2 separate regions of the Mus musculus genome follow, and region 2 is linked to region 1. A link is a loop called in an ENCODE intact Hi-C map of the cell type or tissue named here. Cell type or tissue: left cerebral cortex. All regions are shown on one strand.

The links. Hi-C counts contacts between places; a loop is a spot of excess contacts. Peaks named below come from ENCODE experiments on the same cell type or tissue, not always from the same donor. Only the 100,000 strongest peaks of a DNase experiment are listed, where the experiment ranks them.
Region 2: a loop joins it to region 1, with 4 times the contacts of the local background. A loop is called at or near these places in 1 of 42 quality-filtered maps.

The regions. Positions count from the first base shown.
Region 1 is chr14:34,957,026-34,962,025 of GRCm38, forward strand. All of the region lies in intron 3 of Grid1 (glutamate receptor, ionotropic, delta 1), which reads left to right. Among named protein-coding and RNA genes, the nearest start is that of Mir346, 65 kb to the left of the region's middle. In left cerebral cortex, no CTCF peak of the experiment used is centred here; DNase peaks (open chromatin) are centred at 2,543 and 3,394.
Region 2 is chr14:34,900,654-34,905,653 of GRCm38, forward strand. All of the region lies in intron 2 of Grid1 (glutamate receptor, ionotropic, delta 1), which reads left to right. Among named protein-coding and RNA genes, the nearest start is that of Mir346, 8.5 kb to the left of the region's middle. In left cerebral cortex, no CTCF peak of the experiment used is centred here; a DNase peak (open chromatin) is centred at 2,280.

The DNA.
Region 1 (5,000 bases):
TTTAACCATATCTGGGGATGTCCGAGGGAAGCACCCTTCTCTTCCCATCTCCTGCAGAGAAGAATCCTAAGCGCCCCCCAACCTCTGAGAAGGCTCCTTCCTCCGCCGGTTCCCTGGTTTCAATGAGTGGCGAAACTGTTGCTAACACAGCGTGATGGCCTTGGTGCTGCTGAGATTTGGATGATCAGTTCGGCTACTCTCAAAGGACTCCGTTCCACCCTGACTTGACTTTTCCTGGGCAGGCTGATGACTCTGTCTGATTTTTCATTTTCTCATTTTGATAGGGAGGATAATAAAAACGCCCACTTCAGAGGGTTCCTGTGAGGCTAAAATGAAATGATGGATTTGAGAATGGCACAGATCCCTGAGGTCACAGACTGTTCCTCATTTTCTTGCTCCTCCTGGGCTGCCCTGAGCACTCGGCCTGAGGTTTAGGTAGGCACACAGACACTGAGCAGACGGTTCTGGGAGGCCTGGAGTCTGGTGTCCCACCTCTGCCCTGAAGGCAGTGCATTCTGAACTGTAGTGGGGAGCAGGGTCTGCTCAGGTAGGAGGCAGCTGTGTATACAATGCCAGGGCGAGGGGCTGGGGAGGTATCTCCGCGGGCAAAGTTCTTGCTGCTTAAACATGAGGACTTGAGTTTTATTCCTAGCAATCCATGTAAAACCAACACAGTGGTACACATGACATCTGTAACCCAGTTTTGGGCAGGGAGAAATACAGGTAGATCTGGGGGTTTTGTTGCAGTATGAAGCTAGAACATTTTATTTTGGTGGCAGCTTCTAATCTAAGTACCAGTGAGGAGGCGTTGGCAGGGGTAATGGGGCCACTGAGTACCAGAGGTCAGGCCATTACTACATGGGCAGTATTGTGTCTCCTCTGCCAGCATCTCTGAACCCTCTTCCTTGCTGGGAGTTACCCTGTGATGAATCTGGCTTGGTGGCCAGTAATCCGTGTAAGAGGGCTGCGACTCTGAAACCAGCCTTCATTGTCTAAGGGCTGGCAGTGCCACAGGAACCTGGACACATGACTTTTGACTTAAACTCTTATGGATATAGTTTCTCCTTGCTTATTCATGTCTCTACTTAATGCACACACCCAGAGAGGATCTATAGATGCTTCCGAAAGTGCTGAAAGACGGTGAGGTTAAGAAGCAGCAGACTTAGGAAAACAAGATGGTGGCTGCAGCCGAAAAGGCTGTGCTGGCTGGGAGGGCGATGGGCATGCCCGTGGTCATTTGTCTAGGAAAGCATGGACAAACAGCGGTAAAGATGTCAGTAGTGAGACAGAGTGGATGGTGGCCCCAGCTTGCCTCTGAAGCCAGTGAAGAGGGGAGTTGGATTTGCATTTTCTCAGGCAAACATCTCACAGCCTTGCTAGGACAGATTAGAACTCTTCGTTTTAGGTGGGGATGGTAGAGCATCAGGCTCTGCCTCTGTGGAAGGGTTTTTTTTTTTTTTTTTTTTTTTTGGCCTGGTCCAAAGGTCCTAGGATCTGTTCCTGGTCAGGCCAGCATGTTTGATATATAGTTGTTCATTAAGTTCAGCATCCCACCTGTGCACACCAGTTCTATTGGCCATGGGCCTATGGATGGCCACTGCTTGGAGACCTGAAGGGAAGCAGAGCTTGGGATCAGTATATCCCAGTGTGATCTAGACACCATCTACGACAGAGGCTGTGAAATGTATCACAAAGCTGCGTTAGTGCTCAGGACAGTTCTGTAAGTATGAGGGAGCCTGACGAAGTGAGGAGTGCTGATCAGGAGTGGAGGATAATGTGGGGTGTCAGGGTTACCTTGTGTTTCTAGGGTGATGGGAAAGCAAAGAGAGATTATTACTTGTTTTTATTTTGGGCTTTGGAATAATTTATTATTTTGTAAGTTATGCACAAAATGATATTATTGCTGAAAAAACTTGCATGTGAAAAGTAGCTCCTTGCCTTCCTGTAGTGCTCTCTAGAGGAATAAAGCCACTTGCTGGGCATGCAGCATGGATACACGGGTGTCCCCATCCTAGGCCTGGCACAGCAGACAAACCGGCAGGACAGTGTCACCTATATTGTAAAAAAACCCCGATGTATTTGTATATGTGCGTGTGTGTGTCTGTCTCTGTCTCTGTCTCTTTCTCTCTCTCTCTGTTTGTGTGTGTGTGCAGGCTCCAGAGGTCAGAGGAGGGTGCTAATTCCCCTGGAGGGCTGGGAACTACACACCAGTCCTCTGAAAGAGCCACAAGTGCACTTAACTCCTGAGCCATGATGTCTCCATCCCACCTTTGAGACATTTCTTACCTGGACTTCTGGGCTCTGGCTCCTCGTCCCTGGCTTGTTTCTCTTCCCTGCTCCATGCTTGCTCTGCAGCCTTCCACCAGGTGGACAGCTGTGATCTTTGTTTGTCTACTTTGTCAGTTCAGCATCCTATTGTGCCTTGCTGTCGCACAATACCGTGGTACACCCTGCATAGACATCTCTGTGAGCATATGTCTCTGGGGATTAGTTGCTAGAAAGCCGAGATGCTGGATCACAGGAATGCTTTTCAAATTCTAAGACTAGACGAAGGTGGTGAGATGCCAGTTCCCTAAATAAGGCGGCAGGAGGAGCGCGGGACCTGTTCTGGTTCTTGTTTTTCTCGGGGACACAGAGGGTGCTGACTTTTGGGGTGCCATGCTGTTGAAGAGAACTGTCATCAGGCAGGACAGCAAACCCAGCATGCAGAGTTAGAGAACCAGAGGAGATGAATCTGGGGTCCTCTGTGGTCTACAGTAGCTTGGGGGAGGAGCAGGTTTCGGATAGAGTCACTTGTAGCATTGTGTGTAGGAAGCAGGTGGTGAGGAGAGATAATCCCTGTGTGTCCTATCCTGAGGGACCTCATCTCTTTAGTATGGGGAGGCACCCTGACATGAGGTTCCAGAGGAGAGGTACTGGGGTCTCAGACATTGTGGCCCAGGGCTGAGGAAAGGCTGACATAAGCACACAGCTCTAGACTGAGCTGCACAGCCCAGGCTCAGGATCTGGACACACACATTAATTTGGGGAATAGAATCAAGGCACTCTCAAGGATAGCCAGAGCTGGTTTGAGCTGAAACAGGCTGCATCTATTGGCTGTGGCAGGAAAGGTGCTTAGCTCTGGGTCCTGCACAGGGAAATGCCTTTGGGTGACTGAAGAAGGCATGAGCTGTGCCTCCCCATGCTTCCCAGAGGCACTTGGTTCAGCTTCACTGATGGTTCGTAAACAGGTGATGTGTCCTGCAGAAGAAGACTAAAACATTCACTGTGTAGTTGCTCTGTGCCAAACCCAGCCCGATCTGCAGCTCAGTCTCGCAGCCACTCAGCAAGGTAGGCCTCTGCCAGCAGCGCCTGCCTCTCGGCTCCAGCTGCCAGTGAGGATTTAAACTGCAAACCCGTATTCTCATTCTCCTGACTGCCCCCACCCCCTAACATGAGCTACAGGTGGGTGTGTTCTGGGCACTGTGCCCTGGCATGCAGAGGGAGGCAGGGGATGGGCAGGCAAGCATCTCAGAGTATCTGAGACAGGAGAGGTTGGAGTTGCTGGGGTGGCATTTTCTGACTGTCATGCCCTCCCTCTCCTTATAGTCTCTGCTTCTTGTCACCCCACATTTTTGTAACTCTTAAGAGTTCTATGATATGATAATTTACAAAGGGGCAGTCACAGTGGGGAGCCAACAGGCTGGGGCTTAGGATTTAGGAGGCTCATTCTTACTGTGGAAACTTGTGGGATTTTGTTAGGAGGGTCACATGGTTCTCTGACATTGCCAGTGTCACCATAGATTCTTATCATCTAGATCAAGTTCAGTATGCTCTTGGAAAGTCAACCTTTTTGTTATTGAAAAATGAGCAGGTCACACAAATGTGCATGCCAGCTGTCTTTAGGTACACAGAACCGTGGCAATGAGCACACACAGGTTGTTGGATAACATCACTAACACCCATCTCTAGAACTGTCTCATTTTCTCCAGCTGATACTCAGTGCAGGCCCTGGTGACTACCACTCTCCTCATTTCTATGCATTTGACCATTTTAGGCTCCTGTGCTGACACCCGTGTCTGTGTTATATTCTCTCTTCTGAGTGACTGAAGTGGGTTTCTCTGCCTGCCTGGGCCCTACATGGTGCATATCCCTCACTGGTACATGAAGGTCTCATGACAAGGATGGGAAGAGGTCCAGAAGGATGCAGAGTCTCCCTCTCCTTTGGACCCTCATGCCCGTGATGTGGTCCCTCAGGATAGGACACACAGGAGTGACCTCTCCACACCCTTTTCACCAACTTTTGTCATGGGCTTCTTTCACTTAGCATAATTTTGAAGCCTCAGCCTTGTTGTAACATGTGTCGGCCTCTCCTTTTAAAGACTGAATACATTCCATTATATGGTGGGCCACACCCATCTGTCCATCCATCCATCCATCCGTCCATAGACACGTTGGGTGCTCCAGCCTACTGTCTAATGTGTTTTCTTAGCCAGTTGAGACTGTGTCTCTAGATCCTCATGGATAGCCACCTGATGTGGAGGTGTCCCATGTTGGTGTACATGTGTGTGCACTGTGGATTTACATGCTATACTTCTTATATAGATAGCATCCACACATTCCTCAAAACTTCCCAGGTCATCTCCCTTAAACTCATTGCCCTTCCAATGGCTCTTCTTCAGAAGTTCTTGTCTTTTTGTATATCCCATGTGTTACTTACCCTTCCCAACCTCTTTTCTCATCACTCCTGTGCTCCAAGGCAAGGGGAACAACTTCTATTCCATCACCCAGAGGGGAAGATTTAATATGGGGAAGCCTGACAGATATCATCCCAGATGGGGTGGAAGCACTCAAGCTAACTCTGGGTGGTTGCCAAGACTTCAGTGTTGGAGGGATGAGTGGAAGAACTGGTCCTAGAGTCAGGACCATGTGGCAAGAGCTGCGATCTCATAGAGGTGCCATTTCAAGGATGCTGGCAGCATGAAAAATCCCCAGCTACAGCCCTCCACAGCAGACTTAGA
Region 2 (5,000 bases), 56 kb before region 1:
GGTTCTATCAGAATCATAGAGAATATTTGATTTTGAATGCTACTATTCAATAAATGTAATATATTTTCATTTTAAAAATGACTGGTAGCATTTCACTTTTGCAAATCTTGTGCTTTATTTTTGACTTTATATATATATATGTGTGTGTGTGTGTGTGTGTTTGTGTGTGGGTATGTGTATGTGTGCACTTGTGCAACATGGTATATATGGGGAATTCAGAAGATAACTTGCAGAGTCTGTTCTCTTACATTCTGTGGGTCCCAGAGATCAAACTCAGGTTGTCAGGGTTGGTGGCAAGCCCTATAAGCCTTTCAGCCACCCCACAGGCCTTCCTCTCATGTTTTACATGTGACACTATTTTAGGATTGGATGGCCCTTTGAAGGTGAGCAAGTTTTTAAACACATAGCCTGTAGGTGACTGTGTTCATTTATCTGGTTCCTACTGTTCCCTCCTGTGTTTCTGGGGGTTTAGTAGTCTCACTGGGGTGCAAACCTGACTGTGGTGGGGGGACACTCCAACCAGGGGCCTGTTGGAAGGCTGCCTGTGGCCGGCATGGAGCACTGTCCTTCTCACCAGATCAGGCGCTGCTGTGGGGGCTGTTTGCTTCAGTGGGTTGCAGACTGTCCTAATTGGATTATGGGGAGAAAGTCCTTGGCACCTCTCCCCTGCTCTTTATCTTCCTGGGGACAATCCTTTTAGGTGTCTGGAGCTGACACTCATGTCACTTTCACACTCAGCCCCTGTCCTGGTTCCCTCTGGGTCCCTCAGCTGTGCCTTGTGATTGGTGTCGGTGCAGCGTATACCTGGCTGCTTTGTCCTCCCAATCCTGCCCCACGGTACCGCTGTCCTCCTTGAATACCGATCCCAATCAGCTGACATCTGATGTGACAAGTGAGCACCTTGCCTTCTATGGCTTGGCTGTCTTACTGTTATGCACCTAGTCGTAGCCACACTGTGCGTCTTCTGTCTCCTATTAAGTTTAGAGGTGACCGGACCCAAGCCTGTCTCTGCAGCTTCTCCTTGAGTCTCCTTCCCTGTTCTTAGGTCTGGCTTTCCATCTGTCTCTGTTGGGTGCTGTGTTGCTCAGTAAGGCCTCCTGTAGGCATTATTTTGGATACTCAGTCCTGTGATAATCATCTATGCAGTGGGATCATTATTGATCAATGTCCTCTCCCAAATCACTCATAACAGACATTTCTTTTTATTTATTTATTCACTTTACATTGCAGTCACAGCCCCGCTTCTTCTCATTCTTCCCTCCTCTCAGTCTCCCCCAACAACCCCTTCTTCTCCTTCCCCTTCTCTTCTGAGAAGGGGGGAGACTCCCCCTGGATACCAGTCCACCCTGGAACATCTGAAGAACTAGGCACATTCTCTCTCAGTGAGGTTGGACAAGGTCAGTTAGGGGAACAGGATCCATAGGCAGGCAACAGAGTCAGGGACAGCCCTCTCTGCAGTGCTTGAGGACCCACTTGAAGACCAAGCTGCAATCTGCTACGTGTGCGTGTGTGTCGGGGGGGTAGGTCAGCCCATCATAACAGCACTTTGTCAGTTCTTAGGGACCATCCTAGCTTGGACCTTGTTATTCTGTTTCTGGATCCATCCAGTTGTCCTCACAGCCAGCTCACCTCAGATGGGACTGTGTCCTTCCCTTACTGGCATCCAGTCTACATCAGTGTATGAAAAATTCCATTCTGCCGGTGGATTAATCCCTTCCCAAGGCCACTGAGAACCGTGAGAGGGAAAGGAACTAACTGAATAGGGAAGCTCTGAGAGATGGGCAGGTGCAGAGAGCAAAACCGTCTCTAGGTCTGAGGAACAGGGCTGCCGGTAAGGCAGGGGTTGAGCTGAGGAGAGGATGTTGCAGGTAGAGAAGGACTGTCTGATGGGAGCTGTCTTTATAGGCAGGGAAGCACGTAGACTAGACAGCTCACTAGGTTAGGCTGTGAGTGCAATGGATCTGTAAAAGTGCCCTCTAATTTGTGCAGTGTGTGACTCTCACTTATTACTGTCCTAAATAGCTTCGTGTATCAGATATCTGTTTTGAGTGGATCGGAAAGAGAGCTTCTGTTTTCACTTGTGGATGCTCCTGTTAACAGGCTAAGCTAAGTTAGAGTCATAGTGTATGGTGACATTTACATTGCCTTTGACAATTAAATGCCCCTGGAAACTAGCTAGTTCATTTCTGAAGGCAGCGGAAGTCATGCCCTGGCCAGCAATGCAGCCTTGGGGTGACAAGAGCTGGAAGAAGCTGCCTGAGCCCTAGGGGTGGGAGTGGTGAGTGGGTGCCCATAGAGCCATCTGTCTGCTTAGGTCTGTTGTGGGAAGACACACGGACAAGACTCAGACACACCTATGGGGCTAGATGGGCTGTGCCAGCTGCTGAAGAGATCCACAGTGTCTGATTCTCTCCCACATTTAAAACAAAGAAGGGAGTTATAATCTGAATGGCCCTGTCTTCTCCAGTAGCCCAACTGCAGGCTGCCACTGACTGTGGGGAGGTTGTGTGCTGGCTGACCTGCAGCCGCTGCATAGTCAGGATGGTGTGACTCTAAAGGGGGTGAGGTGAAGCGAGTGTGTATGGGGTTGGCCTAGGGCAGGTGAGGCCCAGTGAATCTGCACAGGCAAGTGGACACAGCCTCTCTAGCTGTGTGGTCTGTGACACTTGCCCAGAGACTTCCAGTTGGATTCCCATAGGAACAATGCATGATACACCCTGAGATCTGCAGGAGAGCCTCAGGGCAGGTGGTCTCTGAGGTTCAGGGTGGGAAACGTGGTATAAGAATTTGTGGTTGCTGGAGGAGGATAGGGTCCTGAGGCACGCCAGGGTATGCAGGGCCCGGTGAGGTATGGGGGAGTTCAGCCAACTTAGAGAGAATAAAGGCTTCCATTCCCTAGCAGGGATCCTGCCTTCTTCCCTTTTGCTCTTGGCTGTAGGCCTGGCCTGTTGTCTATCTGTGCTACAGTGTGGATAGTGTCTGAGAAGCCTAAGGGATCCCCAGGCCTGATTCAGGTGTATATGTGTGTGTGTGTGTGTGTGTGTGTGTGTGTGTGTGTGTGTGTATGTGTGTTTTTCTTGGTCTTAGAGGAAGGAGAGTTAGAGGTGTGCTTGGGAAGGTAGCCCATAGCTCTGTGTAGGGAAGAGCTTTGCACAATAGAACACAGGCTGTAAATAATGCATCTGCCACAGAACTGTGCCCCAGGAAGCCCAACTTCCCTGCACACACTCAGGAGCACATTTCAATGCAGAAGCCACAGGAAGAGCGTCCTCATCTCTGTCTTTTATCATCAGTTTCCAATCAAGAATCACAGCAGCCCATGTCCTGGGGCTCCAGCCTGCTGCCTGTGGGGAACAGAGTTCTCCAGAGAGTGTGCTGCCGAGCTGAGCCATGAGATACAGTGGCTCTGCATCCAGTCTTTGGAGCTGGCCACATGCAGATGAGCAGCTTTTCTTAGGGGAAAAGACAGAGCTGTCATCTGGGCTAGTCTGATGTCCCTTGTTTCTATAGCTACGGTAAATGTAATTACCAAAGAGTAACCCTTTGCGGGTTTCACTGTAACCTCAGATAGCTAATGACATTTACTGGGTTTCTAGCAATCGGGGACAAAATGCTCATTTTGAATCTAACACGAGTAATGCCATTTTCCATCTTAGTTAAGTACTTTGTGTCATAAAAGAGTTATCTGTACAGCGCCCTTGGTTCTGTCAGTAAACATATTACAAATGTTATCACCACTTATTTTCTGGATGAAAGATATGGTGAAGCCCCAAAGACATGGCTCCTCCTTTGCATCTATGACTTTGCTTGGAGACTCAGAAAATCCAGCATGAAATCCTCACAGAAGGAATTTAGACCATGCACCGGTATCACACATGCACCAGGGACCCTGGAGGTAGTAACATTCTTAGGGAATACAAGCGAGGTAAATGCATTCTTCCTCCACGACACCACCACGGACGGCATTAGGAGATGTCATTTGCCTGCTGACAAAGGTGAGGGGTGCTGAGTGTCTTTGGTGTAGAAAAATGGTCGTCACTACTACTTGTTAGAGGAAGATAGGTTTCCTCTGTTCCTGGGCATATGGAATTTGCACACTAGAGTAGAGTTTGTGTCAGACCACATATTCATTCACGTGCTTTAAGGATCCATCTGTACAGATTTGTAAATAACCATCATGGTGCGGCATGATGGGTGCGTTCATAGAGGGACATACCAAACCTGCTGGAGTCGGGAAAGCAGTGTGGGGCATGAACTGCCTAGGGGAGTCTCAGAAGGCCCCTGGGATTGTAAGGTTTGGTCAGCATCTGAGACAGTAGTTCTCTACCTCTGGGTTTGTGATTCCTTTGGGGGTTGAACAACCCTTTCACAGGGCTTGCCTAAGACCATAGGAAAACACAGATTTACATTAAGATTCACAACACTAGCAAAATTACATTTATGAAGTCGCAATGAAAATAATTTTATGATTGGGATTCATTGCAACGTGAGGAACTGTATTAAAGGGTCATAGTTAGGCAGGTCGAGAACCACTGATCTAAGAGGATCTGAGTGACTTGAACATCCTGGGGCTGAAGGGAGAGGTGCAGAGTGGTTGTGAACTTAAAGTTCTTCTAGAGCCAAATCTTAAGTCTCAGTTAGGCTAGTGGTCTGTGGTTGCCCTGCTTGCTTTAGAGGTCCCAGGAGCAGAAGAGTCCCAGCAGGCCTGGCGTTCAGCTGGAGATACATCCAGCTTAGACTTTGCTGCTTAGTACTAGATTTCAGGTACGGTCAGAGCCTTGTATAAAATGAGGACAGGCAGATAGACAGACATGCTCCCTCAAGGGACAATAAGAACACAATGCGTCACAATGCAGGTGCCTTGCTCAGCACATGTTTCGCTGTTTCTGGTGAATTCCTTGAGTGGCCACGAAAGCATCCAGGCTCTGGAGGGTTTGTTTTGGCCTAGCCAGTGCTGTGACATCTGCTAATAGTTGAGCAACAAATTCTAAAGTGCAAGG